Regions from separate parts of the Mus musculus genome. Here region 2 is linked to region 1. A link is a loop called in an ENCODE intact Hi-C map of the cell type or tissue named here. Cell type or tissue: left cerebral cortex. All regions are shown on one strand. Links, peaks and the distances in the headings refer to the core of each region. The heading gives the core; the rest is flanking DNA.

What was found. Hi-C counts contacts between places; a loop is a spot of excess contacts. Peaks named below come from ENCODE experiments on the same cell type or tissue, not always from the same donor. Only the 100,000 strongest peaks of a DNase experiment are listed, where the experiment ranks them.
Region 2: it touches region 1 in a loop (4-fold over the local background); 2 of 42 quality-filtered maps call a loop at or near these places.

The regions. Positions count from the first base shown.
Region 1 is chr4:39,550,100-39,561,673 of GRCm38, forward strand. No RefSeq gene overlaps it. Among named protein-coding and RNA genes, the nearest start is that of Gm42271, 47 kb to the left of the region's middle. In left cerebral cortex, for the core only: no CTCF peak of the experiment used is centred there; DNase peaks (open chromatin) are centred at 4,680, 4,863, 5,688, 6,166 and 1 more place; H3K27ac peaks cover 1,207 bases.
Region 2 is chr4:39,194,185-39,205,758 of GRCm38, forward strand. No RefSeq gene overlaps it. Among named protein-coding and RNA genes, the nearest start is that of Gm25581, 60 kb to the right of the region's middle. In left cerebral cortex, for the core only: no CTCF peak of the experiment used is centred there; DNase peaks (open chromatin) are centred at 5,163, 7,066 and 7,877; H3K27ac peaks cover 1,386 bases.

The sequences.
Region 1 (11,574 bases), core at 1,309-9,308:
TGTTATTTTTGATGTTAGAGGAAAAATTATGTTTGTGTGGCTATATTTTTTTTTACTTTTTTTATTAGATATTCTCCTTATTTATTTTCAAATGTTATTCCTTTTCCTAGTTTCCCTTCTGAAAATCTAGTATCCCCTCCCACCTTCCCCTGCTCACGAACCCACCCACTCCTACTTCCTAGCCCTGGCATTTACCTATACTGAGGCATAGAACCTTCACAAGACCAAGGGCCTCTCCTCCCATTGATGACTGACTAGGCCATCTGCTGCTACATATGCAGCTAGAGCCATGAGTTCCACCATGTGTTTTCTTTGATTGTTGGTATATTCCCAGGATGCTCTGGGGATACTGGTTAATTCATATTGTTTTTCCTACTATGGGGCTGCAAACTCCTTCAACTCCTTGGGTACTTTCTGGAGCTCCTTCATTGGACCCTCTATTCAGTCCAATGGATGGCTGTGAGTATACACTTCTGTATTTGTCAGGCACTGGCAGAGCCTCTTGGGAGACAGCTATATCAGGCTCCTGCCAGCTAGCTCTTGTTGGTATCCACAATAGTGTCTGGTTTTGGTGGTTGTTTATAGGATGGATCCCCAGGTGGGGCAGTCTCTGAATGGCCATTCCTTCATTCTCTACTCCGAACTTTGTCTCTATAACTCATTCCATGGGTATTTTGTTCCCCCTTCTAAGAAGAATCAAGGTATCCACACTTTGTTTTTCCTTCTTCTTAACTTTCATGTGTTTTAAAAACTGTATCGGGTACTCTGAGCTTCTGGGCTAATATTCACTTATCAGTTAGTGTATATCATGTGTGTTCTTTTGTGATTGAGTTACCTCACTCAGGATGATATCCTCCAGATCCATCCATTTGTCTAAGAGTTTCACAAATTCATTGTTTTTAATAGCTGTGTAGCACTCCATTTTGTAAATGTACCACATTTTCTGTATCCATTCCTCTGCTGAGGGACATCTGGGTTCTTTCCAGCTTATGGCTATTATGAATAAGGCTGCTATGAACATAGTGGAGCATGTGTTCTTATTACATGTTGGAGCATCTTCTGGGTATATGCCCAGGAGTGGTATTGCTGGATCTTCTGGTAGTACTATGCCCTATTTTCTGAGGAACTACCATCTACTTCTCTAGGGTAAATTTACTTCCTTCAGTTCTAGAGCATTTAGGTGTGCTGTCAAGCTGCTAGGGTATGCATGTTCCAGTTTCTTTTTGGAGGCTCTCAGAGCTATGAGTTTTCCTCTTAGGACTACTTTCATTGTGTCCCATAAGTTGCGTATGTTGTGGTTTCATTTTCATTAAACTCTAAAAAGTCTTTCTTTCTTTATTTCTTCCTTGATCAAGTTATCATTGAATAGAGTATTGTTCAGTTTCCACGTGTATATTGGCTTTCTATTATTTATGTTGTTACTGAAGATGAGCCTTAGTCTGTGGTGATGATAGGATGCAGAGGATTATTTCAATATTTTTGTATCTGTTGAGGCCTGTTCTATGACTGATTATATGGCCAGTTTTGGAGAAGGTACCATGAGGTGCTGAGAAGAAGGTATATCCTTTTGTTTTAGGATAAAATGTTCTATATATATTTGTTAAATCCATTTGTTTTATAACTTCTGTTAGTTTTACTATGTCTCTGTTTAGCTTCCATTTCCATGATCTGTCCATTGACAAGAGTGAGGTGTTGAAGTATCCTACTATTATTGTGTGTGATTTGAGATTTACTAAAGTTTCTTTAATGAATGTGGATGCCCTTGCATTTGGAGCATAGATGTTCGGAATTCAGAGTTCCTCTTGGTAGACTTTTACCTTTGATGAGTATGAAGTGTCTCTTCTTGTCCTTTTTGATAACTTTAGATTGAAAGTCTACTTTATTCGATATTAGAATGGCTACTCCAGCTTGTTTCTTCAAACCATTTACTCGGAAAATTGTTTTCTAGCCTTTTACTCTGAGCTAGTGTCTGTCTTTGTTTCTGAAGTGGGTTTCTTGTATGCAGCAAAATGTTGGGTCCTATTTATATAGCCAGTCTGTTAGTCTATGTCTTTTTATTGGGAAATTGGGTCCATTGATATTAAGAGATATTAAAGAAAAGTAATTGTTACTTCCTGCTATTTTTGTTGTTAGAGTTGGGATTCTGTTCATGAGGTTATCTTTTTTTGTATTTGTTAAAAGATTATTTCCTTGCCTTTTCTAGGGTGTAATGCCCCTCCTGTGTTGGAGTTTTCCAACTATTATCCTTTGTATGGCTGAATTTATGGAGAGATATTGTGAAAATTTGGTTTTGTCTTGGAATATCTTGGTTTATCCCTCTATGGTAATTGAGAGAGGTTTGCTTGGTATAGTAGCCTGAGCTGTCATTTGTGTTGTCTTAGGGTCTGTATGACATCTGCCCAGGATCATGTAGCTTTCATAGTCTCTGGTGAGAAGTCTGGCTTAATTCTGATAGGTCTGCTTTTATATGTTACTTGACCTTTTACTCTTACTGATTTTATTATTCTTTTCTTGTTTAGTGCATTTGGCGTTTTAATCATTATGTGACAAGATGAATTTCTTTTCTGGTCCAGTCTACTTGGAGTTCTGTAGGCTTCTTGTATGTTCATGGGCATCTTTTTCTTTAGGCTAGGGAAGTTTTATTCTATAATTTTGTTGGAGATATTTACTGGCCCTTTAAGTTGGGTATCTCCACTCTCTTCTTTACCTATTATGTTTAGGTTTGATCTTCTCATTTTTTCCTGGATTTCCTGGATGTTTTGGGTTAGGAGCTTATTGCATTTTGCATTTTCTTTTACTAGTGTGTCAATGTTTTTCAAGGCATCTTCTGCCCCTGAGATTCTCTCTTCTATTTCTTGTATTCTGTTGGTGATGCTTGCATATATGACTCCTGATCTCTTTCCTAGGTTTTCTAAATCCAGGGTTCTCTCCCTTTGTGATTTCTATTGTTTCTGTTTCTATTTTTAGATCTTGGAATGTTTTGTTCATTTCCTTTGCCTATTTGATTGTGTTTTCTGTAACTCTTTAAAGGGATTTTTGTGTTTCCTCTCTAAGGACTTCTAGCTGTTTCCTGGGCTCTCCTGTATTTCTTTAAGGGAGTTATCTCCCTTAAAGACAGTCTTAAACTCTTCTAATACCATTCTAAGAACTGACTTTAGATCTTGTTTTTCTGGTATGATAGTGTATCCAGGACTTGCTATGGTGGAGTTCTGGTGATGCCAAGTTACCTTGGTTTCTGTTACTTATGTTCTTATGCTTGCCTCCTGCCATCTGATTATCTCTAGTGCTACCTGCCCTCCTATATCTAACTAGAGCCTGTTCTTCCTGTGATCCTGGTTGTGTCAAAACTCCTCAGAGTTCAGCTGTGTCTGTGATCCTGTGATTCTAGGATCCTGTGATTCCAGAGATCCTAAGTGTGTCAGAGCTCCTGGAAGTCAAACTTCCTCTGGGACCCTGAGATTCTGGTGGGACCAAGCTCCTGGGATCCTGGGAACCTGGGATCCTGTGGTCCTGGGTGTGTTAGAGCACCTGGGAGTGGAGCTTCCTCTAGGTGTTGTGGAACTTGCTGAGGATTTCATGCCCAAGGTCTGCTCAGGGCACTGGCCCAGACCAAAAGGAACCTGAGCCACTGGTCGGGCAGAGTTCCTTCATCCCTGGGTTCTGCTGGTCTCAGTTACTCCCTGTGGTGTTGGAACAGATGTTGTGTCCTCACCTCTGATCCTATGATCCTGGGCATGTTAGAGCACCTGAGAGTGACTCTTTCTCTGGGTGTTACATACGTGAATTTATACTAGCTTGCAGGCTGTTGTTGATCTATTCATTAATGAGCTCTGAAGACTTCTGTTGTAGTTGCTGGGATTTCCTTTCATTGAGCTCATGCTGCCAGCAAATGCAGCTGTTTTACTGTTTCCTTCATAAAAAATATTTTTTCTTTCTTTTTTTTTTTCTTGTTGGTTGCATAATTAGAACCTCTCCTCTAATGCAGAATATAAATTGGGAGATTAAATGTCCTTGTCTCATTCATGATCTTAGGGCCTGTGATGGTTTGTTTATTCTTGGACCAGGGAGTGGCACCATTTGGAGGTGTGACCTTTTTGGAATAGGTGTGACCTGGTTGGAGTAGGTGTGTTACTGTGGGTGTTGGCGTAAGATCCCCACCCTAGTTGCCTGGAAGTCAGTCTTCCACTAGCAGCCTTTGAATAAAGACGTAGAACTCTCAGCTCTGCCAGCACCATGCCTGCCTGGATACTGCCATGCTCCCACCTTGATAATAACGGACTGAACCTCTGAACCTGCAAGCCAGCCCCAATTAAATTTTGTTTTTTGTTTTTTTTTTTTAATGAGATTTGCCTTGGTCATGGTGTCTGTTTACAGCAGTAAAACCCTAACTAAGACAGGGCAACTCAGTCTTGAACATGTTGCTAGTTTCAGGATTTTTATAGATGCCCTTTGTCCGCTAGATGAGATCACCATCATCACTCAGCATAGCAATAGGATAAGTTTGAACATTGGAATGGCTCATATGCTGGAGGTTTGGTCTACTGTGGTGGTTCAGAGAGTGGGTGGGAGCCACAAAGGAAATTAAAGCTTCTCTCCAGAAATAGTGCAATCAAAAGAGAAAGTGTAGCTAGGTATACACTCCTATAATCCTACCATTTGACAGGCAGAAGCAAGAAACCACAGCCAAGTCTACATAGTAAGCTTCAGAGATGCTGCATCAAAAGTATGAGAATGGAAAAGAATAATGGTTATAAGAGTACCCCATTTGAGTCCTCAACTAACATTCAATTTCCATATGTAGTCTCCAATCTATTCCTCTCACACATACTTTAAAGTTCTCAAGTGTGCCAATCTGCTGGTGCTGCCATGCCTCCGACTGGTTAGAACTGTAAGCCAAAATGTACTGTTTTCTGTGATGCTACTTTGCCTCATTATACTAATACTAATGATGTTGATATTAACTGGTCCATGAAGCTTGAATGCCTAGTGTGCAGATTAGATTTGCATACACTTCTCTGCATTGTTGGGAAGATGTGCTTCTTTCCTTTTATTCTACTTATGCTACATTGCTTGGCTTCTATAGCTCAAAATAACTGTATTCTTTGTACAAATATCACTTGGCCATGTTATAAAATATATTCTACTTACTGTTGGTTTGGATTGCTTATAGGAAGTATTTTGCATCTAAATTCACAAAGGTTACTGTCCTAAAGTCTTCTTCTTTTTACATCTTGATTAGTTCAGAAAAGTACTAGTTTCATAAATGTGACTAGATAGTACCCCTATACTCTTACTTTTTCCATATATTTAAGGTTGAGGCCTATTAAAAATAAATTAAATACAATTTAATGATATTCTTGTTTGTGAATATTATTTAGATTTTATTCATTTATTCACATTACACATGATATATTTGTAAGCATATCTATCCACACATTCCAGACATGATATAACTCCTCCTACCTTTACAAGGGCTCTAAGGATTTTTTCCTTTATGAACAATAATAGGAGTTACTCAGATTCTTGCGACTTTGTCCCTCATGCCCACAGTCCTAGATGTATAAATACCCTTCTAAGTGTCTGGGAATATGTGGAGGTTGCAAATCTTATGCAAACTTCTCTTGGCATCAATTACTTAGTTAAGATATAGGTGAGCTTCTGCCAAGTCCTGCCATGCAGAAGGGATAGCATAAAACAACCCCTGCCCCTGAAACACAGCTAGCAGAAAAAAGGCCTCCATTTGGTGTTGATGGTTGCTAGACATAAGGCTTATTTGTATAATAACATACATAGTTTCATGTTCTTCCTTCAGGGAATGCTCTCCCTGTTAAGGTTAATGACTCCATGATAATCAAAAACAGCACAAGTCCAGGAGGGGAGAATGTGTTTCTCAACAAAAATGGTAAACGCTGTGACTTTTAAGATAGCCCTTAAGATGGTGAGAATAATGACTCATCTATGCAAAATATGAGGGTGTGTTATAAATAATATGAGGGGGCTTCTTGTACAAAAAAGAGCAAGGGCAGCTGCACTAAGGAGCCAGCTTGTCAGAAAGAGATTAAGGAAAGAGATGAAGAGATTTGGGGAATGGTAATCTCACAGCTAGAGCCCACTCAGCTAGATTTTTGTCTATACTTACAAAGGCAGGCAGATTCCTAAGTAAATTTAGGTCTGGGTGTGGTTGGAATGGTGATCTCAGGATGGGATCCCATCCAGCTAAATGTATTGTGTGCTTACAAAGGTAGGCGGATCTCTGAATCCATTTGCTCTGTAAAAAACAAATGTACTTGATGTCCTTTTCTAAGAATCAAATAGCTAAGAACTTAAAATGCTGTTTCATAAGATAATCAATAGGGAACCTGGGGTAACGATTGAATCGATATGTAAATAAAAGACTTGGCTTTAGTCTGCAAGAGCAGAGCTGTCTACACAGCTGTTTTGGAGGGCCTGCTCACACAGAACACTGTGCTGTTGGCTTGTAACCATAATTGACTTCAAGTTGTTTCTTTCACCACTCCCAAACTCTCCCTCATTGGACCCAGAGATGCATTGCAACATCCTACATGTTTTGGACCTGACACCCTGACTACTAGGGTTATTGTGGTAGTGAAGAATGGCAGCATGATACATATAGAAAAGTTGGAGTCAGGTGGGTTGTATACATTCTGATGGAGCTATAGCAACTACCATAGCAACCCAGAACTCCTTTCCAAGACAAGGTTGGTCCTTGGCAAGCTTCTCCACAAATGTACTACAGCTTAGACTAGGGATTATATCCTTTGGGTGATTCTCCAACTGCCTTGAGAAATATAGTTTCAAGAATCTTGTGATGAGAGTCACTTTTCATCACCAAAAGAGCAAATATCCTGAGAATGCAGTGTAGAAAGCCAGTGAATTCACCAGTGAAAGCAGTTCTGATGAATTGTATACTGCTTGGCATGCACTAGTCATTTCTAGGACCAAGGTATTAGACTCATGGGAAAATGACAAAGCCGTTTTCCTGGGTCAGGTTCAGAAGGGCAAAGTCTTCCTCTGTTCACATATGAAAGTTTATGAATGACTGTCCTTTGTGTGCAAAAACTAAAATCAACTGTAGTTTCCCTTCTACCAGATGACTGCTCGCCAACAGACATCTTCAATCAAGACTAGCCATCACTTGAATCCCTGTGCTGTACATAAGAAGTGCACTGAGCTTCTGGGTTGCTATGGTAGTTGGTGCAACTCCAACAGAATGCATACAATCCACCTGACCCTAGCTTTTTTGTATATGTGTCTACATGTCTGTCAGTTCTTCATTCCAACAATATACCCTAGTCAGGATTCCAGAAGCCAGACATGTAGGATGTTGCAACGAAGCAATGAGTCCAACTCCCAACCTATGAGGCCAGGTAATATTCAATACTTTTACCTGCAATATGTCTTCAAATCCCCCATTTATTTTTGTTCTTAAATTCACAGCTTCACGCTGAGCTATGTGTGCCCTTGGAAATTCTCTGTAGTAGAGTAAGTCAAGACTACTTGATATCTACCAACGCACTTTATTGTTTTTAATTATTCTCTTTGTAACTAGAGTTCACCTGTCATATGGAACATAATTAATGAAAGGGCTTCAACAAAAGCCTAGATTATTAGTATATTGTTTGATTGTGATTTGTCTTTTGTCAAAGACCAGCTCTTGCAGTATGCTCAGCAACTCAAGGATGAGATGTGGGGTTGGGATTCTTAGTATAGTCATAGATGTATCCAAATAAAAGTTACCTTTTATCTAAATGCTTAGCAAATATAGAGACAACAAGGAGGCACACACCAGCACCAGGTCTTTAAAATAACATGTCAGTCTCTATAACCTTCAGAAAAATGGAACTTCTGAAATTAGATTGATATGTCCCCAAACAGAGGATCAAACCTCAACTTCAGAAAGTCCTGCTAAACTATTGATCAACTAATATGTGATAGAATGAAAGCTTCCAACTCATTAGACCCATACAAGTCATCTGTTCCTTTCAAATGAGAAATCTTTCTAGATGGTGAAAAAGACACCAGTTACAATGCCAATAATCAAGTCATTATGGACAAAAGGGATATTTATTTCACCCTGAATATCCAGCCATGCTTAGTGCCTGGCAGCATCTATATTGATAGGAATGACCATGAACAGGTAGATGCCTTAGAGATGCCCCTCTGCATGTCTTCTGTCAACACTTCCAAAGATTCCATTATTTCTTGCTTGGTCAATTGGCATAAGTTCTATGTTAATTTTAAGAAAAATCAATTTCTGTTGTTCGTTGGGTCACCATACTGCCTTCTTGCTTGAATGTATTTGGAAGATCTTTGTCCTTTGTTTAAAGATCTGCTCAGGAAATGAGACAACCTGCCACTGCCTTCTTACCAGCTTGTTCAAGTGCCATTGTCCTTTTTCTCCCTTTCCTCCCTCCCTTCCTTCCTTCCTTCCTTCCTTCCTTCCTTCCTTCCTTCCTTCCTTCCTTCCTTCCTTCCTTCCTTCTTCCTTCCTTCCTTCCTTCCTTCCTTCCTTCCTTCCTTCCTTCTTTTTTCCTCCATCCTTTCTTCCTTCCTTTTCTCTTTCTGTGTGCCCCCACCCTTCTGTGAGGACAGGTTCTGACTATGTAATTCTAGCTGACCTGAAACTCACTAGGAATGTAATTCAGGCTGACCTTGAACTCACAGAGGTCTGAGTGCTGGAATTATAGACTATGCCCCTATGCTTGGCTGTCCTTATATGAAGCCAGACTCATAGTCCTACTTCAGTGCTCATAAAACTGTTTATATTTCCTACCTCAGAGCATTTAAACATGCCTTTTCTTCTACTGGTCCTGGATCCCTATGTGCCTAATTAATCCTAGCCCAGCTTTCAGAGACCCTAAACCTCAAGGCAGTCATCCCTGCCAGCTTAATACTCATCACAACTTCGTCCTTAACAATACAACCGTAAACCACTGGTGATGTAATTTGGTAGAAGGATCATGTTTTCTCCAAAATAACATCGTTTCACAACAGCTGGGACTTCACCCTATTCATTACTATATTCCTAGTTCCCAGCCCAGGAAAAGACCCAAGCTCAGGATCAATGAAAGAAATTCAAACCAAATGTAAAGAGAATTAATAAATGGAATGAAAGATGGGAAATTTTTAAATACTGTCACATAGATTATTCTATGTGATCCTAGCAAAAAGCTTGTATAGCAAATAATAATATTTCCATTTTTAGATTTAAAATTTGGCAGTGTCTTAAAAGCCTATCTTTTGTGGTGAGAACAGCTGTTCACTCTGTCAAGATAATTTCTCATCTGAGTACTAAGAAATACTTTGGGACTGAATATTGTTGTCTACCATAAAATGTCAATACATAGACTCACTTCCTTAGTAACATATAGTTAGCATTATTTTATGGGTTTAATGCCATCATAAATAAAATAAATATGTATTTTATTTTATATAATCTGTTGGACCTTAGATTTAGTCCTACTTATCTGAAACAGAACATTGTTTTTAATTTTCCTAAAATATCATCTTGTTTTATAATTCTAATCAAGTGCAGTAAGAACTATTTTCATCTGCAGTATCTATTCTCAATGTGTCACCTATGTTCATATTGTAGCATAACTCATTTATTAATTCATGTTATTTGTTCATATGTATATTGGTATATAGACCAAAGTTTTCCAGATGAAAATGAGGATGGATTCATTATGATGCTACACTCTTGGATGTGTGTGTGTGTTTGTGTGTGTGTGTGTGTGTGTGTGTGTGTGTGTGTACAGTGAGTTTTTTCATTTTCCAATCTGAATGTCACCTTTAAACATTTATTCTATTTACTCTTCTTCCTAGAAGGCTTAAGGCAATTTCTCTTTTGGTGCCTTTATCAGATGCCGTAAGCCACAGCTTCAGCATGTTAAGTCATAAAATTCTTCCTCCAGTTTACTGGAAAATCTGTAAGCAGAAAGCCTGTAGCTTCAAATGCATAAGCGCGCAACAGAAGATTTGACTTTTAAAAGTAGGTCAGGTGTCCTCATGCTGGTTTGACACGCATCAATATAGCACATAAAACCAACTTTATCCACTAGGCGCCACAAATGAGCCTTTAAGTCTACTTCTAACACTTCTTATAGACCCTTCCACTTAAGAGGACAGAATTTTGCACAGTGGTGAGAAGGAAAGGCCTGGCCTCTTTTCAATAGCAACTTATCAAAAAAATAAATAAATAAATAAATAAATAAATAAATAAAAAGAAATAAAAATAGTTCTTGGAATTGGCTCTAAGCTAAAGAAAGAACAGAGACTAAACTTTGAATTTTACTTCTGCCTAATTATGTGGACTTTGGGGGTATATATTAATCTTGATGAGATGATTTCTACATCAAAAAGAAGATAATTACACAAGCATGTCCAAGGGCAATAGTACCCTGTGACCACCCAAACACTAATGATAACCACAGCAGGAAATGAAGTTTGAAGTTTCAAAGCCAAGTTCTGAATTAACCAAACTATTAAGAGATACTTAATGAGCATGGGAAATTTCCATATGATAAAGAACTATGAAGCTATAGCCATCTTGACACCACTATTCAGGGCTTACACACACACACACACACACACACACACACACACACACACACCAAAGAAGTATACCAATTTTATTTTCTTACATTGTGTTATTTTCTCAAACAAGTTGATGCTATTCTCTAAAGTAATTACTACTATAAGCTATATCTGTAGTACAAACCAATTGTGAATTTGGTATCTTTGTCAGATCTTGGAATTTCATTTGGTGAACAAATGAGTTTAATAAGATTGCTGACAGAAATAATAGGTGAAGGTTTACCTGCAGGAAGCATGGAATATCCAAAGCCTGCTCCATCATTTAAAAAAAAAAAAAAAGACAGCTCCCACTAACCATGGACAATGAATTATGAAAGCTGAATTCTGGAGCCCTGTTCATGACTTGCAAACAGTTTGGAAAGTCATAGAATCACTTTCTCAGCAGTTCTTCTGTGTGTATAAACTTGGGGATGGAAAAGTCTTCTGAATTTGATAAGTTATTAGGACTTCCTGAGACTTGTGAGTTGTCAACTTCCTAAGTTTTAAAGTACTTCTTGGAGGGTAGAATGTGTCAGTTGAAAGAAATTGCTGTACAGCTGTACAGTCCCAATCGAATCAAATAAGTGAATAACATATCCAGTGAGAGACCGTCTCAAAAGAATGAGCTGTAAAACAACTTAGAAAGATATCTGTTGTCAACCTCTGACATATACTTCACACACACACACACACACACACACACACACACACACACAGAGGTAGACACACCCTCATATATGTATGTACGTATAGAAAGAAAGAAAGAAAGAAAGAAAGAAAGAAAGAAAGAAAGAAAGAAAGAAAGAAAGAAAGAAAGGAAGAAAGAAAGAAAGATACTTGCATTTGGATTTTTGTTATAACTAATGCATTTTATTTATTTATTTTCTCTCTTGTCTTACTCTCTCAATGTTTTAGCTTTTTTTAAAAAAATGATTCCTAATAGACTTCTCCTGGCCTACACACACATGTCTATATGAA
Region 2 (11,574 bases), core at 1,944-9,943, 360 kb before region 1:
AAGTAATTGGAAGATAACGTAATTTAAACCTACCTTGCTGACATTATACTTCCCACAAGAAATCTGCATTTTTTAATCACAAAGTAGAAATAGTTCTTATAAAATCCAAAATCCAATAAACACTGCTAACTTCATAACAATAGCCAATCATAAAATAGCATGTTGCACAGTTTTGTCATGAACACCACATAAAGGAATCATAAAATTGGTACACAACATTTACAATAGCTGTGCATAGTTACCTACCGAGAAACAGATGTGCTTATGCAAAGACAACACAACACCGCTGCCCACATTAACTGCATGATTCTCTGCTTGAGGGTCCTATGTAAAATATACTATTTTTTCTAAACTCAAACTTTTATCCTTGAAATCTGAGTTAGCAGGACCTATGATTGTGGTATTTTTTTAAATGATTGTATGCTAGTGTTTATATATTATTCTTCCAATAACATGTTATCAAATAGAGGCTATTAGCTCTCTAGATATTATCTTCTAAATCTTAGCACCTCAATAAAATGTGTATTGAATTACTAAAGAATCTAATTCTCAATTACTGAATTTCACTGTGTGCAAACTCACATTTCTCCATTATAGCTGTATTTTATATGTACATTTTGACATTTAGCATAATTGTGGCACAGATTTTTTTTGTTTGACAGTTTCATTAAACTCTTTATTTTTATTCTCCAGCTACTACATTGTTATACATTTCCTTTTTTGAGTATCCATAACATATTATCTCTTCTGTCCTTGTGGTATTTTATTCTATCTTGTTTAATAGTTTTGTCACCTTTGTTTTTAAATTTAAAACCATCTATGTGAGTAATTGGGATTTTTCTTAATGTGTCTTGGTTATATTTCACATAGATTGAGAGCACAGATTGTACCAATGAACTTAGAATAGTCTTCAATTGAGGATTTAATATGCAGGACTTGTGGGATAGATGTGTACTTTAGTGAGATTGATTTATAAAAACCATGGATTACTATATGTGTTCTCTTGTCTGTATAGTGACCCAGAAAACATATTATAAGATGAAATCTTCTGATTTAATCTATCTCATTATTTATAATATGGGCATCATGAACCTAAGTACAACACTTTGACAAAGCAAAACATAATTGCTGGAGTAGAAAGAGTGAAATTTAAAAAAATTAAAATATAATTGCTTAAAATGTTCACTTTTATAGATAAATGGATATAAAGGCACTCAACTAATATTCACATATAAGATGATGACACATCCAGTCACTGACATCTGAATAAAACCAGGAGCAGTATTGTGAAATATGATGCAGTGTTTCTTATAGAATGCCTATATACATTAATTTTAACCATTTTGTAAGGACAGAATAGACACTATCATTCTTTTATTACTTAAATGAGGTAAACAATACAATGTATCAGATAGCATTTTGAATTATTGCTAAGATATACTATTGAAACAGACACCTCACTGGAAGTTCACAGACTACAAACTGTTCCTTCCAGCTGTTTTCTGAATCTTGGTGATTGGAGAGTTCTCTGCCTTTGGGTCCAGCCTCTGTTTTCACCACTCTTCTGTCACAGCTCTGTCTAACACACAGTCTCTGTTAATAGTCACTAACGTCACATTTGCCCTGAAAGCAATTCTCTTCACAGTAAAAGTTCACTTCCAAAACACTACAGGTAATAAATTTAATCAATATTTTTAATTTGAATAAATTTTCCCTGACAAAGATTTGGCATTGGCCATTTCACAAACACTTAACCAGTTATTAGAAAAATCTAAAACGAAATAGGTGCTGACACACAGCTCCCTCTTGCCATTTACCTGTTTTACTTTAATTGACCTCAGTCTTTAAATCGATTTGGGTCCAAATCAGTTTTCAAATAACCTTTCACATTGCTTTTCCTCCATGTACTTCTGTCTTGGATAATTTAAGAAATATCTTTGCATTTGAACTGCCTTCCTCAGTTTAAGTGACTTTCATATTAACTATGGAATTTAGTTTTTTGCATGCTCTAAACATGATAGTTAAAGTCCTATGGAAAAACAGAGCAAAGGAGGTGTGTAAGTAATAATAATACCTAGACTCAGAGACTAAAATTCCCCTTAGGTGTATACAGCCAAAACTATATGAGCCTGAGTCTCAAGATATATATGCAATGCATTAGTCATCATCATATTAGTCACAAAATAGGAAACAATTGAAACATCGCCAACAGACAAATACATTTAAAGAAAATCATGACCTGTAAATACAGAATAGTCGTATTAAACCTTAAAAAATGGAATTTGGACTATTGGCTCTAACACAGGTGGAACTTGAAGCCATTATGCTAAGCGAATGAAGTCAATTGTAGAAAGGTGTATGAACATGCCTTGGAGTAAGACAGCAAGCATCTTTACTCTGTGGATTCCTCTTCAAGCCTCGGTTTTTAGTTCCTCAATGCTGTCTCCTCTCACCCTCTACCTCCTTCCCACCCCGTCTACACTTCCTCATCCCCACAAACCTTTCTCTCAGGTTAATGTCTATTCATTTAATTTTTCCAAACACTAAGACCAGCAAGGACCATTTTAACCATGAATTTGAAGCTATCTCTTTGAGCTTGGTAAACTGAACAGAGTATGTGAAGCTCAGCAGTGATTCCTTATCTCCCAGTCTATCAATAGCCAATAGCTCAGAGGTAAAAGATAGGACCTGTGAGCCCCACACAAACACCCCTTCAGTGACTGACTGTTGGTTGAAATAGTCGTTTGTGATACCAGCGCAGTTAGCTACATTGATGTGAGTTGATGATTACAGTAACTAATTGAGTATCACCTTATTTTGCAGCTCTTACATGCTTCCTACCCTTTTGTTCCTCGGTGTTTACTGACTCTTACCGGGAGTATTATTCCTGACTTGTTTAGGGTTAAACACACACTTGTAGCTCAACTTGGACAGGACAAATCTCTACATCCAGTACCATCGACTGCAAGGAAAGGCTTTTCGGATTGTATCTGGAAGCCATTTATTTATGTCTATGGGCACAGGCATAAATATAGAAAAGGCAGTTTATAGGCATGCCGATTTAGTTAACCATCATATATGCCCTCCCTGAATGGGATTATCTCCTTCATGTTATGTCATTCTGAAAGTAGCAAACAACAGGGGAGAACTGATCATGGCTACTTGATCAGGAAAGAGATGGCTATAGAGAGGCAACAGAGCATAGTTCTTTAGTGAGTTAGCTAGAGCTCTATCTAATTGGAGGTGACACATACAAAAAAATCTGCATAATGAAACACACCTAGATTGTGTTTACAATAGCTTCTTCTATTATTTCATAATTTTCTATTTCCTTCCTATTATTTAAAAAAAAATGTCACCTCCCCAAATCTACATATGGGGTTTGATGTATATAAAAACAAAAACAAAACAAAAACATTTTGCTACTATTGCTAATACTAAGAAAGATATTTTCAATATTAGTTGTTTTACTCTTGTGTTAAACATTATCTTATATGTAGTATTGATCAAAATGATATGTTTTGAAAAGAAGCTTGGGCATGCAGAATATAAATGATACCTAGTAGGGAAGGTAGTTTATAAGTGAGGAAGGACTTATCACTATCATGACAGCTGTTCAGTTTTGTGATTTGTCACAATAGAAATTGTGTGTGTGTGTGTGTGTGTGTGTGTGTGTGTGTGTGTGTGTTGTGATATTCACATCACTATAATGAACCTTTCAAATAATAAAACAACCAGGGTTTAGAGCTCACAGTTTGGGGTATATCAGTTCACAGACAGGTGATCCCTAATGTTTTGATCTCTGGTGGGTATCCTCCTAGTAAAAGTGAGGAATATATGACAAAGTGATACTCTGCCCATTATCAGGAAATAAATGAGAACCAGAAAAGGAAGAACACGGTCATTCAGTCCACTTTGGAATGTATAGTGACTGGATAACCAAAACTGTCCAAAAGGTGTCTCTGCTACAATCATTAACAAAAACATCACTCCAGAGTAAAGCTTTTTAAAACATATACTTTTGGGATACACTCAATATCTGAACACTATGATACAGCAGGTAAAGTTTTATCCTCGTTTTCAACTTCTTTGAAATGATTAAGCTAAAGGATGCCTTTTGTACTGGCTAGTTTCGTGTCAACTTGACACAGCTGGAGTTATCACAAAGAAAGGAGCTTCAGTTGAGGAAATGCCTCCATGAGATCCAACTGTAAGGCATTTTCTCAATTAGTGATCAAGGGGGAAAGGCCCCTTGTGGGTGGGACCATCTCTGGGCTGGTAGTCTTGGTTCTATAAGAAAGCAAGCTGAGAAATCCAGGGGAAGCAAGCCAGTAAGGAACATCCCTCCATGGCCTCTGCATCAGCTCCTGCTTCCTGACCTGCTTGAGTTCAGGTCCTGACTTCCTTGGTGATGAACAGCAGTAAGGAAGTGTAAGCTGAATAAACCCTTTCCTCCCCAACTTGCTTCTTGGTCATGATATTTGTGCAGGAATAGAAACCCTGACTAAGACACCTTTCTATAATCATTTGATGTTCAAGACCTTTTTAAAATGTGATCTTAATTTTAAGTAGGCATCTACTGTTCTGTCTTCATTTCTCTTCTTGTGGTAAATAGATTTATCAACTGACACATCTAAAGTCATCTGGGAAAAAGGAACCACCTCAGCTGAGGAACTGGCTCTATAATGTTGGCTCTTGGCTGTCTCTAGGAAATTTTCTTTATTTCAATGATTGATGTGAGAGGGTCCAGCCCATTGTGGTTGGTATCATCTCTGGGCAGGTGGCCCTGGCTTGTGAACCTAAGCAGGCAGAGCAACCCATGGAGAACAAGTAAAAGAAGCAAGCTCAGCTCTTGCTTCTAGGTCTCTGACTTTCTTGAGGTCCTGCTTGGCTTCTCTTAGTGATGTACAGACATACAAGAAAAATAATTCTCTTCCTTCCCAGGTTGCTGTTTTCATTGTGCTGATCATAGCAATAAACAATGAACAAATAAATCTAGAGTCATTCTCTTACATCAGATCCTGTGCTGTGGTCAGAGTCTGCAATGACAAGGTATTTATTTATTTTTAGCAGCATCTCACGGTACCCACTTGTGTAGGTCCACATCATCTTGACACAGCTTCCAACTCAGTCCGCCCCCATTTCTCTGCTGCACATTCTGCACCACTTGATTTTGGGATATTTTGTGTATTCTCCCATATGTTCAGCTGTATTTCTGGGACACTTGCAAATGAGCTGATACATGTAAATGCTGTAGGCCTTTGAGTTTATACATAATGCAGTGTTGTCAAGTATAAAAGAAGCAGCTAAATACAACTTTTGCAAAAATATTAAATACGCTTATCAACGGGCAAGTGTTAAACTCTATTAAACTTGGACATTTTTTTTAGGAAAGTTTAGTCATTGTCCAAGACTCACTAAAAATGGCTAGCTCCTGGTGACTGTGGTACTGAAATGAAACTGTCATGAGAATAGAATAACATACAAATGCTTCAAGATGGCATGTGCCATCTTCTCCTTCATATCTGAAAGGGCAACAAAATCAGATGTGATTAAAGTAGTCAATACTCACCTATATGGTAGAATGAAAATTCAGACACTGTCAAAGGGATGGGTCTAGTAAGTTCTTACTATGACTAAGATAATCTAATGGAAACAACTTTGGGAAAGTCGTTGCTATTAACTTGCAATAGCTATTTTGAGCTATTGTATTTGTATTTGTTTTTTCTAATTCCTTAGAGATGAAATTTTTTCCTATTTTCTCTTTTCTGCTTCAAGTATACTATGGCTAGAACTATATCACTTGAAATACTTATTTTCATACTGTGGCTTCTCATTCTTTTCAAGTTAAAACAAACAAACAACAAAACAAAACAAAACAAAACAAAAAATACAAAAACAATGAAAATGTTTCCTTAGATAGCCTTCTCAATTTATCCTGTGCAACAGTAGTTCATCAAGAATAGATTAAATTTTGATGTCACTTATTTCTCAATTTCTTCCAATACACAGAATTCTCCAGAAGATATTTCTTGGGTTTTATTTATTTATTTAAATATTTTCTATATTAACATTTCAAATGTTTTCCCATTTCCAGGTCTCCCCTTCAGAAACACCCTATCCCACCCCCTCTCTGCCTCTATGAGGGTGCTCCCCCAATCAATCTCCCACTCCTGTCTACCCATCCTGGCATTCCCCTACACTGAGGTATCAAATACCCTCAGGCCAAAGGGCTGTTCCTCCCACTGACATCCAACAAGGCCATCTTCTGCCACCTATGCGGCCAAAGCCATGGGTCCCTCCATGTGTACTGTTTGGTTGGTGGTCCAGTTCCTGGGGGCTCTGGGATGGGGGATTTGACAACTTGAAACTATTGCTCCCCCAATGGGGCTGCAAAACCCCTCAGCTCCTTCAGTTCCTTCTCCAACTCCTCCATCAGGGACCCCTGTGCTCAGTCCAAAGTTTGGCTGCAAGCATCTGCCTCTGTATTTGTCAGGCTCTGGCAGAGCCTCTTAGGAGACAGCCATATCAGGCTCCTGTCAGCAAGCATTTATCAGCATCGAAAATAGCATTCTGGTTTGGTTAGATCCTCAGGTGGGACAGTCTCTGGATGGCCTTTCCTTCAGTCTCTGCTCCAAAATTTGTCTCCATATTTCCTTCTGTGAGTATTTTGTTCCTCCTTCTAAGAAGCACTGAAGCATCCAAACTTTGGTCTTCCTTCTTCTTGGGCTTCATATGGCCTGTAAATCTTGGATATTCTGAACTTATGGGCTAATTATATCCACTTATCAGTGAGTGCATATTGTGTGTGTTCTTCTGTGACTCAATTACATCAATCAGGATGATATTTTCAAGTTCCATCCATTTGCCTGGCAATTTCATGAAGTTATTGTTTTTATTTATTTTTTTAAAACAGGGTTTCTCTGTGTAGCCCTGACTGTCCTGGAACTCACTCTGTAGACCAGGCTGGCCTCCAACTCAGAAATCCGCCTGCCTCTGCCTTCCAAGTGCTGGGATTAAAGGCGTGCGCCACCACGCCCGGCCAAGTTATTGTTTTTAATAGCTAAGTAATATTCCATAGTGTAAATGTACCACATATTTTGTATCTATTCCTCTGTTGAGGGACATCTGGGTTGTTTCCAGTTTCTGGCTATTATAAATATGGTTGCTATGAACATAGTGGAGCATGTGTCCTTGTTATATGTTAGAGCATCTTCTGGGTATGTGACCAGGAATAGTAGAGCTGGGTCCTTAGGTAGAAAGTACTATATTCAATTTTCAGAAGAACAGCCAGACTGATTTCCAGAGTGGTTGTACCAGCTTGAAATTCCACCAGCAATGGAGGAGTGTTCCTCCTTCTCCACATCCTCATCACCATCTGCTGTCACCTGAGTTTTTGATCTTAGACTTTCTGACCAGTGTGAGGTGGAATCTCAGGGTTGTTTTAATTTGCATTTCCCTGATGACTAAAGATGTTGAACATTTCTTTAAGTGTTTCTCAGCCATTCAATATTCCTCAGTTGAGAATTCTCTGGTTAGCTCTGTATCCCATTTTTAAATAGGGTTATTTGGTTCTCTGGAGACTAGCTCCTTGAGTTCTTTGAATATATTGGTTATTAGCCCTCTATCGGATGTAATGTTGATAAAAATCTTTTCCCAATGTGTTGATTGCCATTTTATCTTATTGACAGTGTCCTTTGACTTACAGAACCTTTGCAATTATATGAGGTCTCATTTGTCTATTTTAGATCTTAGAGCATAAGCCATTGGTGTTCTGCTCAGGAAATTTCCCTCTGTAGCCATATGTTCAAGGCTATTCCCCAACTTCTCTTCTATTAGTTTCAGTGTATCTGGCAGCTATACCACTCTTGGACATGTACCAAAAAGATGTGCCAACATATAACAAAGACATATGCTCCACTATATTCATAGCAGCCTTATTTATAATAGCCAGAAGCTGTAAAAAACCCAGATGCCCTTCAATGAAGGAATGGATACAGAAAATGTGGTACATTTACACAATGGAGTAGTACTCAGCTATTAAAAACAGTGACCTCATAAAATTCTTAGGCAAATGATGGAACTAGAAAATATCATCCTGAATGAGGTAACCCAGTCACAGAATACACATGGTATGGACTCACTGATAAGTAGATATTAGCCCAAAGGCTTGGAATACCCAAAATACAATTCACAGACCACATAAAGCTCAAGAAGAAGGATGACCAAAGTGTGGATGCTTCAGTCCTTCTTAGAAGGGGAAACAAATACTCACAGAAGGAAATATGGAGACAAAGTGTGGAATAGAGAATGAAGGAAAGACCATCCAGAGATAGCCCCAGTTGGGGATCCATTCCATATAGAGTCACCAAACCCAGACACTATTGTGGATGCCAGAAAGTGCTTCCTGAAAGCATCCTGATATAGCTGTCTCCTGAGAGGCTCTTTCAGAGCCTTACAAGTACAGAGGAGTATGTTTGCAGCCAACCATTGAACTGAGCACAAGGTCTTTGATGGAGGAGTTAGAGAAAGGACTGAGGGAGCTGAAAGGGTTTGCAACCCTATAGGAAGAACAACAATAACAACCAACAACATTAGCAATGCCTCCAGAGCTCGCAAAGACTAAATCACCAACCAAAGAGTACACATAGAGGGACCCATGGCTCCAACTGCATATGTCTCAGAGGATGGCCTTGTAGGCATCCATGGGAGGAGAGGCCCTTGGTCTGAAGGATCCATGCCCCAGTGTAGGGGGATGCCAGTGTGGAGAGGCAAAAGTGGTGGGTGGGTGGGTGGGGAAACACCCTCATAGAAGCAGGTGAGGGGGATGGAGTAGGGGATTTCTGAGAGGGAAACCAGGAAAGGGGATAACATTTGAAATGTAAACAATGAAAATATCCAATAAAAAAAAAAAAGAAAAGAAACAATAGTCGTAAGCCCCTGGTATTGTCTATTATCTTTCTAGGCATGGATTATGAACCAGTCTTACAGTACTTGGCAGGGATTACCTTCTGTGAAAGAAGCCCTAATCTTACTAGAGAGAAGTCTGTTAACTCACATAACAATGATAGTATCATTGCCTGGTCATACTTCTTGCTTGAAAATTATAATTTTCAAATTAATATAGTTTCACTTCACTGATCTATAACAGCAGTACTCTAAGCAGCATCTAGAATATAACTACTTAAGTAATACTAATATCAATATTCCTTTGATTATAATTCCAATTTGGTTCATTATAATTTGTTTTCTAACCATCAGCAGACAACTGTTGAGTTTGGGAGTAAAATTAGCCCTTCCTCCATGTGGCTGTTTTCAAAGACACTTACTAATGTGTACGTGAGTGCAACACATTCCAGTAAATCACAGCAAATTTGCCTCCAAATTTGTTTATAATCATTATCAGGAGCAAACCTTATGTCTTGGGATTCCTAGTGCTGTGAAGAGATACCATGACCAAAGTAACTCTTATAAAGGAAACCATTCAGTTGGAGCTGGCTTACAGTTTTAGAGGTTCAGTCCACTATCATCATGGTGGGAACCATGGCAGCATGTAACCAGGAGAAGGAGCTGAGAGTTCTACATTTTGACCTGAAAGCAGGCAGAAGACTCTTCTGCAAACTGCTTGGAAGAGGATCTCTTCTGGACTAAACAGAGTTGGAGCAATAGGAGACCTCAAAGCCTACCTACACAGTGACACACTTCTTCCAACAAGACCACATCTATTCCAACAAGTGCCACTTCTCATGGGCCAGCCATATTGAAAACATCATACCACATTAACAAAGTATACCAAGCATCATTAACCAACGCTCACATTTTGTCTGATTATGAGGGATAAAATGAGTTATGTCGCTATTCCTCTATCCTTTTGCCTTACCTGCTGAGAGGGTCACAGTGTCTGTGTAGCCAGTATCAGGATGCCACTGTTGTTATTGTTACTTTCCATGAAACCAGAGATTCAAATACAAAGTAATTACACTTGTTTATAAAGATTGTATGCTTTTATGTTAATTTTACTTTATTAATTAGATTCTAGATTCATATAAAGATATGCAAAACTGCACATTAATAGAGTGCAGACTTTTAATATACATACATATTGTATAAGAAAGATTTTTAATATTTAAATATAATGGTATCAACCTAAAATGATATAATAAGAACTTTAAGGGTATCTCTTAACCTATTATATGTGTGTGGGCTTGAGTGCCTGTATGAGTGGGAATATCCATGAGTCTGTGTGCGTATGTTTGCATGCTCATGCATGTGAGCACACTTGCTGTGCCTGCATGCATGTCTGTCTGTGTGTTCCTGTATATGTGTATGTACATGTTTTAAAGCAAAAGTAATCATTTTCCTTACCACATCCTCCCAGCACTATAACACATATTTATGAATGCAAAAATATGGATCATATGAGGCTGAGCCCACCTGGCTGAAACTCAGTATGGCTAAATGTTACAGCACTTGCCTATCAGATTTGGAGCACTGATTTTGATGTGTGGCGAAACAAAATGCTATCTTCAACCATTGCCAAGTGGTGACATATCTCTATAATTTTAGCACTCAGTTAATGGGAGCAAGAGGATCACAGGATCACATCTAGTCAGAGAGAGAGTTAAACACTGAATCTCAAACAAACACAAGGAACAACACTAGAAAGTAAATGTGACATAAACTACCATGTTAAATTTTCTGCCAGTGACAATTCATATTTAGAAAAACTGATGGATACCTGAATATTTTGCTGCTGAAAACAAATGCTTACCTTTAAAAAAATATTTCAGCTCTTAGAATTACTCCAATATTGTTCCATAAACTTTCAATGTCATTTCATTTGCATGCTTTTATTGAAAGTAAACTTCAAATGTGCTTTCCCAAAGGCAAGCACTGTTATCATTTAAAGGCTGATTTAAACCCTATCCATGGAGTTGATCTCTGAGGCATAGGCAGATATTTTTTTCTGGGAAGAGTTTTACTGGGAAAATGCCTACAGTCACATGAAAGGACCGAGCGTGATGTGAAGTTTCAGATCTAGCAATCTTGTCTGATGAGATACATGGAAAAAAAATCCTGAAAATCTCCAACATATTTTTGCTTCTATTACTGTGGCTGATAACTATCAGTACATTCACTACGAAGTTTCACGTTGTCAGGGAAAAATATACAGAGATCCATATTTTATCATCATATGGAAGGATAGATTGTTCCCATAAACTCCTAAGTAAATGACCTGGGGTAAGTTATAGATTATGCATACATTTTTCCAGACATGAGTTTTTAAATAATATCTCTATAATACATGAATAAAGTAAATACTTCCTTATTTTAAATTTAGTCTTTTAAAGGGTTGTCCGGGGAACGTCAATTATAAATCGCTACAAATACACTCAAAATTAAGCAAAATACACTATTTCTCTTATTGTAAATTTTTAACAACGCACAAAACAGTTCATCTTTGGATCTTTTGTTTAGATCTAGGCATTATATGATGTATTTAAAAATAAAGATGAAATGTTATTTTTAACTAATGTAATTGTTTTCTGTAGTGGTTTTCTTATGTTATAAAGA